Linked DNA regions of Mus musculus: region 2 is linked to region 1. A link is a loop called in an ENCODE intact Hi-C map of the cell type or tissue named here. Cell type or tissue: left cerebral cortex. All regions are shown on one strand. Each heading gives the region's core, and the rest is flanking DNA. Links, peaks and the distances in the headings are about the cores only.

Region 1 (10,200 bases), core at 2,683-7,682:
CTTTTATGTGGGTGCTGGAAATCCAAACACAGGTCCTCGTGTCTCGAAGAAAAAGCACGCTTACCCACTGAGCCAAATCTCCACAATCATCTTTCTTTGTTATAATTGTAATGGAACTGTGACATTAGTGTCGATGTAAAATCTGCCGGTTCACAAGGATGTTCTTTATGTTTGGAAACATGTTGATCTGACTGCCATTGATCAAGATGCAGAAATTGTGTGTGTGTATGTGTGTGTGTGTGTGTGTGTGTGTGTAGCCAATCACAGTGGCACACACCTGAGATCCTAGCAGTTGAGAGACAGAGGCAGAAGGGTCACTGACAGCCAGTTCTACATCGAGTCTCATGGCCAGCCAGCCACACAACAAGAACATGTCTCAGGAGGGGTGAACTTCCGGGAGTGGTGGTGTACATCTGTGAACCCAGTACCACAGAGCCACAAGCAGGGGGATCTGACATTTAAGGTGTACAGTGAATTTCAGGTCAGCCTAGACTACATCCGTCCCTGTTTCAAACAAACAAACAAACAAACAAACAAACAAAAGAACCCTACATTAATTTGAGGTTGAAAGACTGGTTAAGGGCTGGGGTGGTAGAGTGCTGGCCCAGTATGCTCGAAGCCTATGCCAATCCCCGGCAGTGATCCCAGCACTTGGGCGCTAGGAACAGGAGGATCGAAATCTAGTCATCCTTGGCTACATAGTGAGTTCGAGGCCAGCTGATCTTCATGGACCTATGGGAAGAGAGAGACGGGGGTGGGGTGCAGGGGAGAGAGAGAGAGAGAGAGAGAGAAGAGAGGAGAGAGGCTTTTGCTCTTTCTTTAGTCAGTGTCTCCTATTATGGAAATGACATTTATTGCTCTTATGTTTCATGTATTATATCATACCAGGCCATTCGGGGGTTCTTTGTCTTCTGAAAAGGTAATGGACAGTGCTTTATATAAAATGTTAGCTGTAAAACATCATGAGTTCCTGTGGTATCCAAACTGTGAGTGACAGGGCCTGGGAACTTGTGACCATCTGAGGGTATGACCAGGCACGCATGAGCTGTCACTGCTACCTGGAGACTGGTTAGTGGCGGGCTTTATTAGTGATTAACAGGTCAAGACGGTTCAACAAAGGACAACCAGAGAGATTCTGCCCAGAAACAAGGGAACCAACTGTGTGTGTGTGTCCCTGAAGGAGGGAGGAGAGGAACAAGACCCATAAATACTGCTGAGTGTCAGCTGCTCCATTCCTGTGGCCTTATCTCCCATCTCCACAAATACTTTAAGGACAGGTGGCTCAAAATATTACCGTCGCTAAGCTAGTTTTATAGAAGAGAAGTCTCGGCAAAGGCCCTGGTGTAAGCAACATAATCCACCTGTTCCAAGAAAGAATCACATGATAATTTTGTGTTCTTGGTCCCTGCTCTTTAAATGATGGTAAAAATACCAACCAAGATACTGGTCGCCTGACCTATCCTCAAAGCTGGAGGTTAATGCTGTCTGTATATATTTCTTCTTTGCTTAAATCCCCTCGATCTCTTCTTTTCAGGACTAGGAAACTTGCAAAGCCCCCCAGTGGTGTGCTCTTAAGTCACTGCAACCCTATGTCTGGCTCCATGGCCCCACACTGGCTAGTCCTCCTGGCTTTTCTTTCTACAAACACAAAAATCTAGATAACTGAAATCATTTTTATGGCATATTTAGAAGTAAGTTTACACTATATCGGAATGACTTGGCTACTTAAGAAGTAGCGTTAGGAGGAAGAAACATGCAATTAATTATATAGAATGGCCACCATTGAAAAATAGTAAGACTCCACTTAATATCTTCAGTAATTTCCCTCTCTAGTAAAACTCTAAATTCTAAGAGGCTATCCTGGTGGCTCATACCTGTAATCACAGCACCCAGGAGGCTGAGGGAAGATCACTGGGAGTATTGAGGCCAGCCTGGGCTACATAGTAAATTCAAGACCCTGTCTCAGAAACACCAAAAACTAAAGTCTGACTTCTGAAGAAATGAGTCCTAACTGTTCTGGGGAGCGGCCATCAAACAAAACAAACCAACGGGTACAGCTGGACCTGTGGTGTGCGTAATGTAGGCTGTGGCGTATGTGACGTAGTGCACGTAACTGAAGATTACCCCAAACTTGCAAATGCCCATGTGCCACTGAGAATGTCTCTTGGTTTTCTGCCTACAGTTCACGGCTTTAAAAATGGGAGAGACAGCTGTTCCTGGGACAGTGACATTAATTTAGAGAGATTTGTAGAACATTAACTTTCTTTTAGACGTCTTTTTGCCAGGAAAAAAAAAAAAGAAAAAGAAAAGAAAAGAAAAAAGTCCATAATCAAACATCTGCTCTCAGAATTAATCTTAATAGGCCTTAAAAGCCTCATTTGGGATTTTTGTGCCGTGTTCTTGCAACACAAGTGAACTTTTGCACCGGGAACAGAGCCATTGGAAATCACAAGTGTTCTGCTTTTCTTTTTAATTGTTTAAGTGGCGAGCCATTGTTACACGACTTTTATAGATGCTCTTCTTTAACTGTGCCCAGCTTGAAGACTCTAAGACACTTCAGAGACTCATCTCCCCAGCCTCAGAAAGGCTTAAGTGTTTATATCTGGCTGGACCGGTCACTGCTGCTTTGGTAAGGTGAAGTCTGCCTCCCACAGAGCTCCTGCACTGAGATGGCCACCTTCAGCTCTCAGCGTCCCCGGGCTAGGTGACCTCATCCCAGTCACATGACCTCACCTCCCTGGGTGCTGAGTGCTGAGATGTCTGATTCTACGCCCCATGGCTATAAAATGAAAGATATTGTTCAAGTCACACATATTATAAAAGAATTTATTAAGAAAAGCTTTCTTTGTGCTGGGGCAGTGATTCGGCTGGTAAATCTGAGCTTCAGCACGCAGGGCCCATGGTTTGGTTTTATTTTATTTTGTTTTGTTATTTTGTTTTTTAAAAGCCATGAGAGGGTAGGGTTGGCAAACCTGCTCAGTGAGTGAAGGCACCTGCCACCCACCCAGATGACCTGAGTTTCACCTCTGTGACCCACTCTATGGAAGGACAGAACTGACTCCCGAAAAGTTGTTCTTTGGCCTAATGGAGGCTCCTGAAGAACAGAGCCTGCATCTGTCCACTCACAGACACACGAGAGATGGGTGTAGAGGAAGCGAGGGAGGAAGGAAGAACATTTGAAAAAGACCCCAAGTTTGCAAGTAGACCCTACCTCTCATCAGCCTGGTGCTTCACACAGATCTAATCCCAAAGCTTCCACTCACGGAATGAGGGGAGTCCTTGTGCCGGTCTGGCAGTTTCTCAAGACCGAAGCAGCACCCAGCAGAGAAGGGAACCCTCTTCAGTGCCAACCCCCCCACCCCCAGCTTCCCAAGGCAGGACTTACCTCTTTAGAGATCCCTCCAGACAAACTCGCCCTGTGGCAAGCTCTGCCATGTGTCTGCACAGGCCCAACTCAAATCCTGAAGAAGGCAAAATCCACTTTGCTCTAGCGCCCTGTCCTCTGAACTCTACTGCCCTGCATTGCCTACAGCCTCAGGTCCTACTGTTGTCAATGGGCACCCAAGGCACCGGGCCCTGGTGACAGTTCCCACTCAGTCTGGATACCCCAACATATCAGCTACCTCTCCTGATATGTCTACCTTTCAAAGGTAGCTTGCTGAGGATCACTGACTTCCAGTCTCTAGTCCCTAGGACACTGAGACACACACCCCCTCCCAGGACACTTGAGCACTCATTCCGTCAGGAACCAGGATCTGGGCACACGTGAGTTGCTCCTGTAGTCGGTGAGTACAGAAGTAACTGAGCAAGAGGCCAGATTCTACAATGGAGAACCAAGGCATGGCAGAGCCATTGTGAAGGCCGAGTTGATGCTGAGGGCTCCAGTACCAAAGCCAAGAGGCCCAATCTCCCCACCACACGAAGACCATTCCAGACATTCATACAACAACAACCAGGTTCGGGTGTGAGAGGCCAATGTGGAGCAGCAGAGACTAAAACTAAATCAAGCCAGGCATAATGACGCACATTAATGATCCTTGCACAGGGAGGACTGAGATAGGAACAGGTGCATGGGGCTAGCCTGAGCTACATTAGCAAGACTGTGTCTCAAAAAGGGAAAAAAGTCAAAGATGTTATATTTCTCTCCGTGCTTCCATCACATGTATTCTAAGTGGAGATCCAGGGAAACTGCTATTTAACAAGGTAATCCATCTAGTCTTTCATTTGACCCGTCATCTGACTTAATATAATATTTGTATTAATTCTTTGAGAATTTCATATATGCTTACAAAGTATTTTGATCATATTTATTTCCCCCTACCCCCAACTCCTTTTCCTAACTCCCTCTAGATTCACCATTTTCCTTTCCACCCCACCCCCAACTTCCTGTGTACCAGTGACTTTAAATAAACAAAACCCAGATCGGGTAAGTAAGATGGCTCAACACCAAGCCTGATCAACCAGGGTTCCATTCCCAGGGAAGAAGGAAAGAGACGACTCCTGTAAGTTGTCCTCTGACCCCTGCACAAGCCTCATGAGATGCATGGGCACCTGCATAAATGAACAATCACAACTTCTTTTGTTAATGTATCTGAGCCTGGTAGTAAACACCTGCAATCCCAGATCACGGAAGGTGGAGGCAGATAGGTCAGGAGTTCAAGGTCATCTTTGGCTAGATTGTGATTTCCAAGCCGATGTGGTACACAGGGAGTTGGGGGTGGGGTGGAAAGGAAAATGGTGAACCTAGAGGGAGTTAGGAAAAGGAGTTGGGGGTAGGGGGAAATAAATATGATCAAAATACTTTGTAAGCATGTATAAAATTCTCAAAGAATTAATACAAATATATTAAGTCAGATGACGGGTCTCTGAAAAAATAAAAATCTGAATATAGATAATGGATTTCTGCAAAGGCAGCTTTAAAATCAGCAGATACAGGCTAGAACTGTGCCCCTGGCATTGGCTGCTGACTTCTTGCTAAATGCAAACAGCTTTTCTGGGGTCTCTTTCTTTTCTCTCAGAGGAATTTCCGTACAGCCCAAGTGACATCATCCTATTTAAAGGTTCATCTCAGCCCACAGGACAGGACGACTATTCCCACACTTATGCCCACACTGCAAGCGCCAAGTGGGGGTGTGTGGGCAAAATACACACACACACACACACACACACAGAGGAGTATGCAGCCCACCCTGCTTGCATTCTCCAGTTAGTATTTCTGCCACAAAGCCTCGACTTGGGAAATTTTAACAGATTCGTAGGTATTTCATGTGTTCCAATAAATCTAGAGCTAAATCCTGCCTGAGCAGTCCGTCAGTACTAAACCAATGAAAACATTTGGCACCAGAGAATCCTTCCTCAACCCCCACCCCCACCCCCATCCCAGGGCCTTCCTCCCTCTTTCACTGGGTTTCGGGTGGGATCCATCTTGCTGGCTGCTGCCCACTAGGTGCCAAGCCACAGAGGTCTGTAACAGGTACAGAAAAAAAGAAGGCAGGAAAGCTTAGCTCCTCCGCTGCGTGCGGGGGCAGCCCGAAGAGATTCAATTCAGGGAAGGTCTAATCAGTTTGGTTTCAAGTCCACTGTTCGGCAAAAGCCCCGGAATGCTAATTGGAAAGTAACCTTGGAAACCGGAGCCTGGTACCCAGCGAATGTTGTACAAATGTGGCTGGACCTCCGAAGGGCACGTCCAGGGCAGCATTTCACAGGCTCCAGGCGCCTTTGTGTGGGAGATTTTATTTTCCACATTTATCTCTGTAAACCCTCTCTGTCGGCTGTCACCTACTGAATATGTCAAAGTCCCCAGAAGATGGGATATGGTTTGTCCATTGCTGCGACATCTCCCAGCCTGTTCCTAAAATACGGAAGCCACAAAACAGAGTGCCTGCAAAGCAGAAGTGTCTCGGATGATGGGGGAGGGGACTGCCCCTCTGTGGCTGTGTGGATAATGATGTGGTTATGAGGAAGCCTAGTATTCTGTGGCTCTCAGTGTGTCTGTCACTGAGGCCTGGGATACGGCCTGACATGCAAAGCTTATGCTGTGTGTCCTCTATGAGTTTGAGCAGGTCCCCCAAATTTCATCTCAGTAACATGACAGAAATCATTTAGGATCCCGGGGAGAAAAAAAAAATTGATTAGTCTCAAGAACTATGAAACCATTTCTGCTTGACCCCAGAATCCTGAAGGAGTCAGGATGCTCCTCCTTAGGAAAAACAAAAACAAAAACAAAAAACAAAGAACAAAAGTGCAGTAAACTGTAGCTCCGGGAGAGGAGACTTCCGCCTCTCAGAGGCTCAGAGATACACATTCTGAATAAGAGAAGAGTCTTTTCTATTCACAGCGATTCTGTGCTGAATAGAGATTATGTAAGTGCTTGAAAATAGCTGTTTTAAAAGACAACTGCAGATTAAAACTTCCTGACTTTGACATCTCATCATACCGAGTTGTTTATGAAAATAAGATTATGCTGTGCTCATTAGCATTTGGCACTTATATAAGGTTTCAATCCTTGTGTTTGGTACGGAAAACACACAAACTACTCTATCTCCCCCAGTTTCTTAGTTTCCTATTACATCATATTTTGAGACAGGGTCTTACTGGGCAGACCAAACTTACCTCGATATGAAAAGCCCAGGATTGTCTGAAACTAGTCATTCCCCTGCCGCAGACTCTCAGTAGCAAAATGCCTGGAATGTCCCACTCCCCTTAGGTCTGCCGCTTTAAAATTTAATTGGCTTTTAATTCCTTTTCATAGGTATATAGCTATATGTCGGTGCTTATAAATATTAATATGAAGAAGAGAGGTCTCAATGCTTAAGAGAGACTCCCTGCTCTCCCAGAGGACCTGAGTTTGATTCCTATCGCCCATGTCAAGCAGTTCACAATTGACTACAACTCCAGATTCAAGGAAACTTACTTACATTAGCTGACAGAAGCTGAAAGAGCAGTCAGTGCTCTTACCCACTGAGCCATCTCTCCAGCCCTGGGTTTCATTCTTATCCAGAGCCTTGGACATGAACATGGGCCTGTGGATATTTGTATGCTGATGACTTTGCAGTGAGATTTCTAAACATGCAGGACCCACCCAACAGACTGTGTGTTCCCAAGAACACACCCCCTGATCCAGGACCTTCCAAAAGGCTCTCGATGCATGGCTATGCCTCCGGGACCCTGTTGGAGAGTCTTGAACCCCTGACAATCCCAGCCAGAGCTCTGGTCTCAGCAAAGCTCCCATCTTCTGTCTCCCACAGGGTCCTGTGGCATCCACAGCGTCAGCGTTTTCCATCCTCTCCTCTGGGCCTGGTCTCCCGCCACCACCTCCACCACCACCTCCTCCTGGGCCACCTCCACCCTTTGAGAATGAGGATAAAAAGGAGGAGCCCTCCCCTTCTCGCTCAGCTTTATTTGCCCAGCTCAATCAAGGAGAAGCCATCACTAAAGGTAAGAAAACAAATCCTGGAAACCAACCGACTCCCTCTCCCTTTGACTCTAGGCATATGGATTCTCCACAGCCTCAGGGAAATGTATGCCATTCCACCACCATCCTTAGGATACAGGGAGAAGGAGCTGCCTCTTGAGGTGAGAGCCCGGGTGCTCTCCAGCTCCAGGAACATAGGCTTCATTGGGCTGCAACACAGACCAGTAAGAACTCTGAGATTCCAGGTGCTCAGCTGACCAATGGTTGGTGCCTCCTTGGCCCCAGGGCTTCCCCACCAATCTCCAAAACCAAGTCATCAAGGGCAAATGACATAAAAATGGCAAATAGTACCTATCCTACCTCTTGGAAGGTCTACCATTGGACTACCTTTATCTTCATATGGCAAGTAGTTGGTTATTTGAATACAAATGTTTAACATTTATCAGGATCAAAAGTATACTCATGCTAGACAATATAGTCATGTGGCCAAAAAGGTCTATTGTGGGTATTTTTGTTTTGCACATTTAGTAAGATTGAGGCTATAGAGGTTGCTCCACATGGGGCTGGAAGCTAAGAACTCAAACCTTCACATTTATTCCTGGCTCAGACCTGTGCTGCTCATCGCTCTGAAACTCACTTTCGAAGTAAAGGGATGGGCTTCTAACTCTAAAGCTGATTTCAAACTCTGGAAAAAAAAATACTTTCTGGGGGTGGCATAGCATTCTAAACCATACTTAATTAATGATTTAGCTGTGTGTCAACCAGGCAGTCTTTAGGGGCTTAGATGGCTTGAGGAATTGTAGGGGTTTTTTTGATTGCTTTTTGCACAGTAGGGGTGTCATCTCTTTAAAAACAGGGTTCTTTGCCGTGTTCATTATTTTTCTTATGACTGTGACAAAATTCCTCATAAAAGCAACTCAAGGAATGATCTGTCTTGGCTCACAGTTTGAGAGGACACTGTCCATCCATCGATAGGGAAAGTCATGGTGGTGGCCGGCAGCACAGGACTGCTTGCTCCTATCATAGTGGGTCAAGAAGCAGGGGGCATGAACACTGGTACCCAGTTCATGCTCTCCCTTTACTTCAGGCTGAGGCCTCAGCCCATTGCATGGGTCATCCCTATTTGGGGAGAGGCTTCTCTGCTCAGTGATGAATCTACGCAAATTCTCTCACAGACACGCCCAGAGTTGTGTCTCCTAGGTGGTTGCAAACCCAGCTGAGTTGACCCTTCATCTTCTCACTTCTTGGTAAAACAGGAAGCAGACAGGAAGTGGACAGGAAGTGTTGGCCAGGCTATGGTATTTCAGGACCTGCAACCAGTGACTTAACTTCTTCCAGCGAGGATTCACCTTAAACTTGTGATCGAATCTAAAGGTTCTCCAACCCCGCAGAGGAGTGTCTTGATCTAGAGACCAAGTTTTCCATGGGCCTAGAGGGACATTTATATCCTAAAAATAATGCTCTTTAAACACACACACACACACACACACACACACACACACACACACACACACACACGGCGTTTCTTTCAGTCTAAACTTACACAGGATTCAGTCTCCGTATATGGACCTGAAACAATAGTTCTTACACACCTCACCAAAAGTTCTCCTGTACTTTATATGGTGGGCACTTATTTCCTTCTTCATAAGATGGGATGATTGTACCTACGCTGTGCCACCATCTGTTTTAGTTTCTTCTCTGTTGCTGTGACAACAGTGACTTCAAGGGAGAAGGGCTTCCAATCCCAGGTTACAGTCCATCCTTGTGGGGAAGTCAAGGCAGGCACCCGAAGCAACTAGTCACATCACAGTCAAGAGCAGAGAGAAGGTGAACACACGCATGCATAGTGTTCAGCTAGCTTTCCCTACTCTTATATACTCCAAGGCCCACAACCAGGGAAGGGTGCCGCCCATTTTCAAGCTGTTCTCATACCAGTCAAGACAATCCCCCACAGACATGGCCACAGGCCAACCTGACTTAGACACTTTCTTATTGAGATTCTCTCCCCAGAGCATCCTTCCTTAGGGTAAGTTGACAATTAAAACTGCCCTGCCTTCCTAGGGCTCCGGCATGTCACAGATGACAAGAAGACATACAAGAATCCCAGCCTGAGGGCTCAAGGACAGATTCGCTCTCCAACCAAAACTCACACGCCGAGCCCCACATCTCCAAAATCGAATTCTCCTCAGAAACATACTCCAGTGTTGGAGCTGGAAGGGAAGAAGTGGAGAGTGGTAAGTATAATCCTGTGACATGATTCGCCTCACTAAAACCATCTTCTAAACACCTCAGACCTCTTCCAAAAGACATGGGAACTTCCAAGTGAAACGTAAGATGCAAAAAAAAAAAAAAAAAAAAAAAAAAAAAAGATGCCAAAATGAGAAACCAGGCACGTCTACAGTCTTGCATTCTTTTTTTTTTTTTTTTTTTTTTTTTTTTTAAAGTAGCTGCTATGGAGTCTTTCCTTCTACTTTGTAGAACTACTTTTGGTTTGGTTTGGTTAGGTTTTTTTGAGACAGTGTTTCTCTGTGTCACCCTGGATGTCCTTGAACTTGTTCCATAGATCAGGCTGTCCTCAAAGATCTGTCTGACTCTGCCTCCCGAGTGCTGGGAATAAAGGTGTGAACCACCACCACCTTGTTTAAAACTATTTTTTAACTGTGGTAAAAATGCACATAACATTCACCAGTAACTACTGTTTCGGTAACTATTTCATCTCAAATTGGGGTTTCTACCATGCCTTGGATCATTCGGTCACCAGATAAAAGATACACAACCTTTATATT
Region 2 (10,200 bases), core at 2,008-7,007, 91 kb before region 1:
ACACATGACAGTATAGTATTGAATAGTTAATTTAGGACATGGAAGGGGAGTTGAGGAGGTAGTAGAGACAGAGACACAGAACGAGGAGAGGAGGCTGGCCTTGAATAGGTGGAAGGGGGGAATGGGGAGAGAAGGAGCAGAGAGGGTAAGAGAGTAAGAGAGCTAAAGAGAGAGGAGAGGGCAAGCAGCCCCCTTTATAGTGAGTCAGGCATACCTGGCTGTTGCCAGGTAACTGTGGGGCAGAGCCTAGAAGAAATGCTAACACTGAGAGTGTCTTCACCATATCCATCCCTGGCTCTCTCGGCTTCTCCCACTCCTGCTGAGTCCATTTCTTCTCAACTAGTGCACCACCCCCCTTTTCTCCCTCCCTCCCCCTCTCGCTTTGGTGGCAGTTAATTTAATTAGCATTGTTTACAGGAGCGTGGGCAATGGGGTTTTTGCTAAACTATCCCCTGAGTGCTTTTCTTCTTCATTTTTAGTAATCGAGTTTAATTTAGCTTTTTGAATAAATAATGTATTTATTATTCCGTCAGCAAAAGCTTCTATGTGGGAGGGGCCGTGAGATGATGGGGCCGTGAGCAAAAGCATTTGCAGACAAGCTTAAGGGCCTGAGTTCAATCCCCGGGACCCGCATGTGGAAAGGAAGAACTGACTCTTAACGGTCCACTGAGTTCCACACTTGTGTAGTACAAGCACATGAGCACACATGCACACACACATGCGCGCGCGCGTGCGCACACACATGCACACACACACTGAAGAAATGAATAATACATTAAATTAATATAATTTTAGGAAAAGCTATGTGTTAAGGCACATTTCTGCCCTGCTACAAAGGTCTGAGTGAGTCTCCTAAAAGTTCTTGTAAGGGAAACTAAACTCCTCCATGTTGGGAGCGGGGGTATATTCCAGGGCAGAGGCTTGAGCAGAGGGGTCAGAGCCCTGGAGAATAAATCAAGGCTTCGTTCCCAGTTCTAGCTGAGAAGCAGGCTAGGATAGCACTGAGTGTCCTTGACCTTGGCTCTTCTGTGTCGCCCTGCCCTTGTGATCTTTGATGCCAACTGAAGCAGCAGAAAGTATCTGAGGGGAGGGTCTAGTCTAGTGGGAAAGAGTGTCCCGTCTGGGGGTTGGGGTGTCCAGGTACCAGAGTACACACGTAGAATGAGAAGATAGCTTGTGGGGCAGCTCTCTCTTTCTGCCATGTGGGTTCAGGGGAGGATCAAACTCGGGCCGTGAGGTTTGGAACGGCACAGAGCCATCTCTCCAGCCTTAGTTTTATGCCTTCCATGCAGTTTTCTTTCCCAGAACTTTGACATAGTGGTAATAGATGTTGATATTGGCTTATCTTCTTAATGACATGTATTAATTGTACACAGTAATGCATTTCGTAAGGTATTTTATTCACACGTGGAGTATGCTTTGACCACATCCACTCAGTCATTCCCCTTCCCCCCACTTCCTGTTTATCCTCTCCATTCCCCCAATTTTGCTTCTACTTTGATGACTTGTGTATGAATGATTTTATCTTCTAGAATAATCTAAGACCCACAAATAGAGAGAAAACACACAATATTTGCCCTTCCTGATTTTGACTTATTTAGTATGAGTTCCAGTTACATTCATCTTCCTGCAAACAGAGTAATTTCGTCCTTCATGATGGCTGAATGAAGTCCTACTGTGTGCATGACGTCATGTTTTCTTAGCCTTTCATCTGCTGATGAGCACCCAGGCCAGTTCTGGCTTGGCTCTTGTGACCCATCCCAATTATCTCTGCGGTGGGTTTCTTTGGGGCCGCTCACCTATGCAGGGGGCGGATAGCTGCCTTATACGGAGCTCCACTGTTAATCTTCTGAGGAAGATCCGCCATACTGATCTCTACAATGGCTGGAATAGACTGGTTCCCATTCGCACCAGCCTCTCTCCTGAGACATAAAAATATCTTCTCCCTTCATTTCCTCCCTGGCAGTTGCTGCGGTTTGTTTTTTTATCGATTTGGCTCTTCCAAAAACTGTGTACGTGTAAGGAGGCTGTGTGTGCATTTGTGATGCCGGCTTATCTTTAATGCTGGATGTTGAGTCTGGGCAGGGCTCATGCATGTTAGGTAAGTCCTCACCTCTGAATAATCACTTTTTAACATGGACTTGTTTATTTATGCGGGTGGGGGCGTGCAAGAGTGAGGAGGTCAGAGGACAACTTACAGTGTAGGTTTTTCTTCCTTCCACCACCTGAGTTCCAGGGATCGAGTTCAGGCCATCTGTCTTAGCAGCAGACCCCTTTGCCCACTGAACCATCTCGCCAAGACCCAGTATAATCATTGTTAGTGTCCAAATCCATGCCTTCTCTGTCTAAGCGACAATAGTATTAAAATCGGGTCAAAGGTTGGCTTGAGCATCCCTGGATGGAGACAAGCATATGACTTTTCTCTGTAGATGTTTAACATGATGGTTGATATTTACATAGCTCCTAATTCTGAGCCAGTCTTGTATTTCAGGGGACTAATTGCTCTGTGTTGCCTTCCAAATGTTTGACAAAGGGATACAGGAAGCTTTGGGAATCATAGGAGAGCTACCTTGTTTATCATAAAGTATGCAGTCTGGGCTTCCACATTGTACCCAGCCTGAAGATTGCAGCCAAGTGGGACTCGAAGAGCTTGGGATACTGAGGCAGGAAGGTCCAGAATTCAATGCTGGACTGGGCTAACTAGCAAGACCTGGAAAGGGGCTGGGAAGATGTAGACTTTGGAGCTTTACCATTACCATAGTATTAAATACTTAAGTCATTTTAAATCCCTTCTTTATGTTCAGGGCAGTTTAAACATACCATTTATTCTTACATCAAATCTCCTGTTCAAATAAAAAATGGTATTTTTTAGCATTGAGTTAAGGTGTAGCCTACAGATTTGAACTGTGTTACTTCCGTTTGTTTGTTTGTTTGTTTGTTTGTTTGTTTGAGTCCGGATTTCTCTGGGTAGCCCTGGCTGTTCTGGAATTCTCTGTGTAGACCAGGCTGGCCTTGAACTCAGAGATCCACCTGCCTCTGCCTTCCAAGTTCAGGAATTAAAGGCATGAGCAACTACTGCCTGGTAAATTGTCATTTTGGGAGGAGATGTCTTCAAATTAACTTTAAAGTAGCAATAACATTTTTTTTTTCTATTTTACGTCTTAACTAAATTTTCTGATTTTCAAACTAAAAAGTCGTACTAATGTGTAGGGACTGTGGTGAGCCCTGGTTCTTTTACTCCATTCACAACCCTTTTGGCCTATTCTGCTGAACTATGTTGGGAGAGGAAGAGCCTTCACAATGAACTCAGCCCGGCAGGCAGGACTGCTGTTAGTAAAGGATTGTTTGGGTGCAATTGAATTCTTTGGTTGAGTAAACCAAGCCAAGCTGAGTCCTCACCAGAACTGCAGAATCTGAGGGGAAATCTGCTCTCTGCAGAGCTGGCAATTCAGTAGGTGGAAAGTCACGGGCAGGGAGGGAGGGTCGGAAACAGGTTGCACTTCCAAACTGGCCATGTGTCTTTTTCACAGCGGGTTGGGGAATGGGGTGAGGTGCTTAGATCAGGTTCTGAAATCTCTGCAGCTTTGGGCCCTCATATAATGATGGATGCCACTAGGAGTCCTAGGAGAGAGTTATGGCCCTGGCTTTCCCAATCCTCTTTGAGTTCATTGGCTTAAGCAAACAGAGCAGCCAGCATATACAGGGATGGATTCAGAACAGGTCCAGGCGGGGTGTGTGTGTGTGTGTGTGTGTGTGTGTGTGTGTGTGTGTGTGTGTGTGTGTGTGTCTGAGAGAGAGAGAGAGAAAGAGAGAGGAGAGAGAGAGTTGATACCTCTTGAGTTGAATCTGGGAAGAAAGTAGACTAATGAATGAGTCCTGGATAAATGGAATCACTATGTAAAAGAACAGCATGTATGCATAGTTCAGTCCAGGTCGGAAGTTTATCGCAACATTATCTGCAGTGGTTGAGCTAGGGAAGCAACAAGGGTGTACAAGAACGGAGGAATGGACAAGAAAATGTAGCGGATGGAAACAGAGGGGGGTGGGGTAGATTTATTGCAGTCATAAAGAAGGAAGTAATTGGCAAGAAAATGGATGCAACTGTAAACATAATTGATAAATCAAGGCAGTTTTGTGAAAAATGAATGTGTTTTCTCACATTTGTGGTCCCTAGCTTTATGGAGATACATAAAATCATGCGTGCATATGTGTAGAAGCTGAACTGTCTGGGAGAATAAAAGGAACTAGTGGGAGGGGGAGGGACAGCGCAGGGGCAGAAGAGGGAGAGAGTGTAGAGAGAGTATACACAATGTACAGTGTACATTAGAAGCAGATGTCCTTATTTACACAGTGAGACCTCACAATGAATTTTTAACATCTTTATAAAAAGAAAGTCCTAGGCTGGAGAGATGGCTTAGTGGTTAAGAGCACTGACTGTTCTTCCAGATGTCCTGAGTTCAATTTTCAGCAACCACATGGTGGCTCACAACCATCTGTAATGGGATCTGAGGCCCTCTTCTGGTATGTCTGAAGACAGCTACAGTGTACCCATACACACACAAATGGAAAAAAAAAATCTTAAAAAAACAAAACAAAAAAGCCTCTCTGTGAGCCTTGGCTACCCTGGAACTAGCTCTGTAGACCAGGCTAGCCTTGAACTCACAGAGCTCCAGCTGCCCCTGCCTCCTGAGTACTGGGATCAAAGGTGTGAGCTACCACTGCCCGGCCACATCATTTTCCTAGAATTTTCTCCTCAAACATAGCCTCTCCCTGGGTTATTTTCTATCAGAAGTTAAGTCACACTGCCAAATACCACAAACTAAGTGTCCTGTCCCTTGCTGTCCCTTTTATGTCTCATCCTCCTCTCTTCTCTTTCCCCATATTTCTACAACAATGCCAATAATGGGAACATTTGCTTTGGGGGTTTTGTTTGGGTTTTTTTGTTTGTTTGTTTGTGTGTGTGTGTGTGTTTTTGGTTTATTTTGGGTTGGCTTCTTTTGTGTGTGAAACCAGGTTTCACGTTCCCTAACTTAGCCTGAGACTCAGTTGACAGCCGAGGGTTGCCTTGAACCTTTTTATTCTTTAATCTCAAACATTTTAACCCCCTGCCTCCACCTCCTGAGTGCTGGGATTGTGGGTGTATGCCCCTCCCTGGTTTATTGAGTGCTGGGCATTGAACCCGGCTTTGTGTATGCTGGGCACGCACTCTACAGAGTTCTGCCAAGCCAGAGTCCCTGCTTTGTTCTGTCTGGATTTCAGAATGATACAATCACGGGAGGACATTATGGCTTCATGCTCTGTCCTAAAATGCAGAGTTCTTTATATTCTAATTTTATTTAGACGATCTTGTTATGTCTACATGAAATATACACACCGTTCTCAAAAAAATTCCTCATAATGCCATATTTGGTACCTACAAGACACACAGTGTCTGTCAAACACGTGGGTGCCCAGTCCATGAATCTTTGATTTTAAGAGAAGTGTCTGCCGATCTGTTACCGTGCACATAGCAATGACAAACTTTGCCTCTCATCTTCACTATATTTTTCCCTTTCTAGTTGTAATTAAATAGTAGGTTAACAAAAAATTGGATTGTTTTTAAAACCTGACAGTTCACATGTGTATTCATAAATACGTTTTATGTATAAATATGTTTTTAACATAGTGTAAGTCAAATCCTTTTAAAACATCACATATATAATACCTTACTCATTGAACAGGATGTTCAATGAACTAAGAATTTCTCTCTCATGTGTGGTCCATGGGTAAATGTGTTCCCTTTCACTAAACTCTTTGAGGATGGGCCTTACTCTGTAACACAGGCTGGCCTTAAACTCATGACAAATCTCCTGCCTTGGCCCCCTAAGCGCTGGGAGTGCAGACCGGAGCCATTAGGCCTCTTGACGAATACTTGAGTTTTAGCTACTTTAGTTAGAGATTGTTCAGGCCCACTGGCTGAATGCTAGGGGTTATTGCAAGATTCAAGAAACAAATAGTTTTCTCCCAACCTCTCAGTTTCCAGAACTATGGCCACAAGAAATGAGTAACAAGCGTTTGCCAAACAATAGCATAAAAATTAATATCTAGGTGAATGAATCAAATTATTGATATGTAATTTAATCAGCGGATGAGTTGATTTGCTGGAGCTGATGATTTGAATTAAGCCGAGTCTAGACTAGCAGTCAGAAATAAATGACCAAGGCCAGATTTTTAAGGCATAAATTAGCAATAAAGTATTGAGAGAGAGAGAGAAACAGAGAAAGAGAAAGAGAGAGAGTTAGATTTTTGTATCTCTGTAGAAGTTTAACATACACACACACACCTATACTCTACACAGGCACACACACATATACACACGTACACACACACTGAATTTATCAACACTCTGACAATCTTTTAGCTAGCTCCCTCTATCTCTTTGCTCCTGTTTTGTTTTGTGGCTGTAGATAGGGAACAGTTGAAAAACTGGCTCTTAGGCAGCTTAAGAAAGCAAGACAAGAATTCTTAAGGAAGGAGTAAATCCACCAATTTACTGCCAGTTTTGGGAGGTAATCACTGGCAACCAGCTGAGCTCAGTCGGAGACAAGATACTTCTGTGACCCTGACTGTAAGTATTTCCAACTGAAGGTCAGAGTTATAAAAAGAAATCAAATTTTGTTTGGTTTCTCGGTTTGGCCTGGGGTTTGGCATGATAATCACACACGCACATACAGATACACACACACGCAATCAGTGTTCAAAAGCATAGCTATTAGACAAAAGCAAACACTGGAGCCCGGAAGCAAATGTTACAAAATTAAATTTTTAGCTAGGGGTTCCCTGTGTATTTCCAATAATCAAATCTCCCTGGCTTCATGAGACCATCGCTGCGTGTGTATTTCTATCATGGTAAACATCTAGGAGAGAATGGAAAAACCCAGTAGATTGTCTCAACACATCCAAATACGGATGTCTTAGACAACTCAGGAGTCATTTGTCACACTCCCTCATGGAAGCCACGGATGGTGTGTGCCAGGCCAGAGGCGGGGCTACCCTGTAAGCATTGTGCAGATGGCGTTGAGCTTTTAGGTGGGTACCAGAGCTGGAGGATGCTGAAGACTTCTACAGCAACCAAATGGGGTGATTTGAAGTGTCCTGGATTTAGTAATAGGAAAACAAAACAAAACAAAACAAAACAAACAAAAAACTGAGATTTTATTTGTCTGGTCTTCTTAAGTTTTTTTTTTTCTTCTGATGAGATATTTTAAGTTTTACAAATGCTCCTGTGATGGGTGATTAAAAGGAAAAACCCCATTTTCCAACAGCACTTTGGGTATGACAAAATGCTAGGAAGAAATCTCCTACGGTGTTTTCGGTTAAACGACAATAACATTGAGTGAAAAATGGCCATTTGTTATGAATGCTGATACCCAGGGGATTATTCACTTAATTAGAGAAAGGCAAAGATGCGGGGGGGGGGGGGGGGGCGGGGTAGTGTTCTGTGGAGAGTCTGACTGCTTTCTGCTGAATGCGAGCCTAGGCTCTCTCCGGCTTTCACTACCAGACTGGGCTCTCCCTTCTCTTTGTGAGGGCAGAGTCGCCATCTCTGATGCCTGGCAACCATTGTAAGGGGAATCTTGGAACTCCCAAGAGGGACAAGAGAGACAAGGGACGAGATTTTGAGAGTGGGATTAAAAAGAGTATGGGTGGGAGGTGATCTATGCTCGAAGAAAGATTTACCTCATTAAGAATAAAGTCCAGGAGGCTAGACTCTGGCCCGCCAACAGTAAGCATTCTTTGGAGGTAGGATTCCCAAAATCCTTTGCTTTCTGAATGTCCATGTCTTTACAAAGACATTTTATAACAAACCTTCGGGACTGCTATCACTAGAGGAAGAAAGGACTAGTTAGTTTTCAAACTGGATTGAAAAAAAAAAACTGGAGTCAGTATACCACTTGAGGGGCTATTTACTAAGGCCACCAACAGCAATACAAAGTAAAGAGAAACTTTACTTTGCACCAGGAAGGTTTCCTCACCCAGCACACATTGCTGGGCTGCAGACTGCCCTGTGCCTGGGTTATCTGTGGAACTGGCCAGCTGTCTTTATGGCAAAGGACTTTTCTTTTTCCTTCCTTTCTTTCTTTTTTTCCCCCAGTATTGTTTTTTTTCTCTCTTATTCAATTTTAAACATTTTTTATTTATTTCTATTTCATGTGCCTTGGTGTTTTGCCTGCATGTTGTTTATCTGTAAAACGGCGTCGGATTCCCTAGAACTGGAGTTACAAATAGCTGAGATCTGCCACATGATTGCTGGGAATTGAACCTGGCCTCTCTGGAAGAATAGCCAGTGCTCTTAACATGTACACATGTGCACCAGCATCACACACCAGGCACACAGGTACACATGTGCAGCAGCATCAAACACCAGACACACATGTTGAGCAGCAGCACATACCAGGCACACATGTACGCATGTGCTATAGCACCACACATCAGGAACAGATGTACACAGGTACAGTGCCATCACCCACCAGGCACACCTGTACATTGACATCATACACCCTCTGAGCCATCTCTCTAGCCCCACAAGGGGCTTTTCACAGTCAAGTATGTATGGTGGGATCTGAAATCCAATGCTGGTGGACCTGGTTGGTGAGTGAATAGTATCAGGTGCCTCCCTACATGTTCTAGCCACTGGATATCAACTTTATCTCCCTGTCTTGCATTTGCTTTTCTGTGTTAGTAAGACAGATGACTGTAAAGGGATCTAGCTTTTGTTGAGTCCTGAAGTGTGTCTGGTCACTGTGCAGTGCGATTGACAAACATTATTTAACGAGATCCTTGGGAGGAAGGATCTCCTAGGGTAGGTGGCTTTTAAGATAAACCAAGGACTCTCAGGAGGTTGGGTACCCTGCTGTGACCATGGGGCTCAGGCTGTGTGAATCTGAAGTTCGTGGTTTCCCACCCACATCTTCCTACTGAGCTCTTCGGTCATCATAAAGGCCCTTCCCCTTCTCTATAAGCAGCCACAGGCTTAATCCTTCATAACTTATTTGCTATTTAAGGACATCTATGAGATGGTGGGTAAGAATGTGACTTAAGGGGGGCTAGGGCGATGGCTCGGTTGGTTGAATGCTCATCTAGCAAGCATGATTTTGATACCCCTCATCCCCCCCCCCTCCACACACACACACACATATAAAAAGCCAAGTACTGTGATAGGCACTTGTAATCCTAGAGCAGGGGAAGTGGAGACAGGCAGGTCCCTGGGGCTTGCTGGCCAGACAGCCTAGCCTAATCAGAGTCCTGAGTCATAGTGAGAGACCTTGTCTCAAAATGCAAACTGGGCAGAGGCTGAGAAATGACACCTGAAGATGACCTTCGGCTTCCATGTGTGCACACATATGCATATGCACCTGCGTAAACATATGTGCATGCACAGAAAGAGAGAGAGAGAGAGAGAGAGAGAGAGAGAGAGAGAGAGAGAGAGAGAGAGAGGGAGAGGGAGGGAGAGGGAGGGAGGGAGGGAGGGAGGGAGGGAGGGAGGGAGACAGATATAGACAGATGGATGGATAGATAGACAGGCAGAAAGAGACAGCCAGATAATATGGTTTAAACAACACAAAGTGAAAGGATAATGCTTAGAGCCATAGGGCATTCTAGACGAAGTGTTTTATTGCCCCTGACTTTCCTTTGTGGTCTTAAAGCAGCCTAGCTGCTGTCTCTTACTTGTGTGGCCCCAAGAGCCATCAACCATGAAACTGTTGGTTACTTCCTATGTCAAAAGGATTGGTTTTAAGATGTTGATAAAGTATCTGGATTCCTTAAGTGTTAGGAAAACAAGGGAGAGAATTTGGAGAGGGTCCAAACTACACAACAATTGAATTTGAAAATGATGTCAATTTGGGAACCTGGTTCTGTTTGGAACACAAACTGGTAACAATATTCCTGGCTGTCAAGAAAGCTAATGGCTTGAAACATAATGGTGTTTTCTTTCTTTAGCTGTTCCCAGGAAACAATCAACCGATTTTAACTCTTTCTTTGCTGGTTTCTGTTGCCGGTTCAGACTTTTCTATGCTTATTTAACATAGGCCAAACCGCTTTCCATGTCAGTACATGGAGACGAGTCATATGGACATATCAGTGCATGCCTATACTATCATTTGTTATATAACATTATAATATTTTGTTGCATGATTATGCCGCAAGTGATTTGAAGAG

Evidence for each region. Peaks named below come from ENCODE experiments on the same cell type or tissue, not always from the same donor. Only the 100,000 strongest peaks of a DNase experiment are listed, where the experiment ranks them.
Region 2: it touches region 1 in a loop (2.3-fold over the local background); 1 of 42 quality-filtered maps calls a loop at or near these places.

Annotation. Positions count from the first base shown.
Region 1 is chr13:46,628,374-46,638,573 of GRCm38, forward strand. Cap2 (CAP, adenylate cyclase-associated protein, 2 (yeast)) reads left to right here. Exons shown (of 13, transcript NM_026056.4): 8 at 7,248-7,437; 9 at 9,476-9,648. Among named protein-coding and RNA genes, the nearest start is that of Fam8a1, 36 kb to the right of the region's middle. In left cerebral cortex, for the core only: no CTCF peak of the experiment used is centred there; DNase peaks (open chromatin) are centred at 5,147, 5,627, 5,864 and 6,341; H3K4me3 peaks cover 266 bases; H3K27ac peaks cover 2,539 bases.
Region 2 is chr13:46,537,778-46,547,977 of GRCm38, forward strand. The region is part of intron 3 of Cap2 (CAP, adenylate cyclase-associated protein, 2 (yeast)); the gene reads left to right. Among named protein-coding and RNA genes, the nearest start is that of Cap2, 41 kb to the left of the region's middle. In left cerebral cortex, for the core only: a CTCF peak has its summit at 4,506 (motif pointing left); a DNase peak (open chromatin) is centred at 5,176.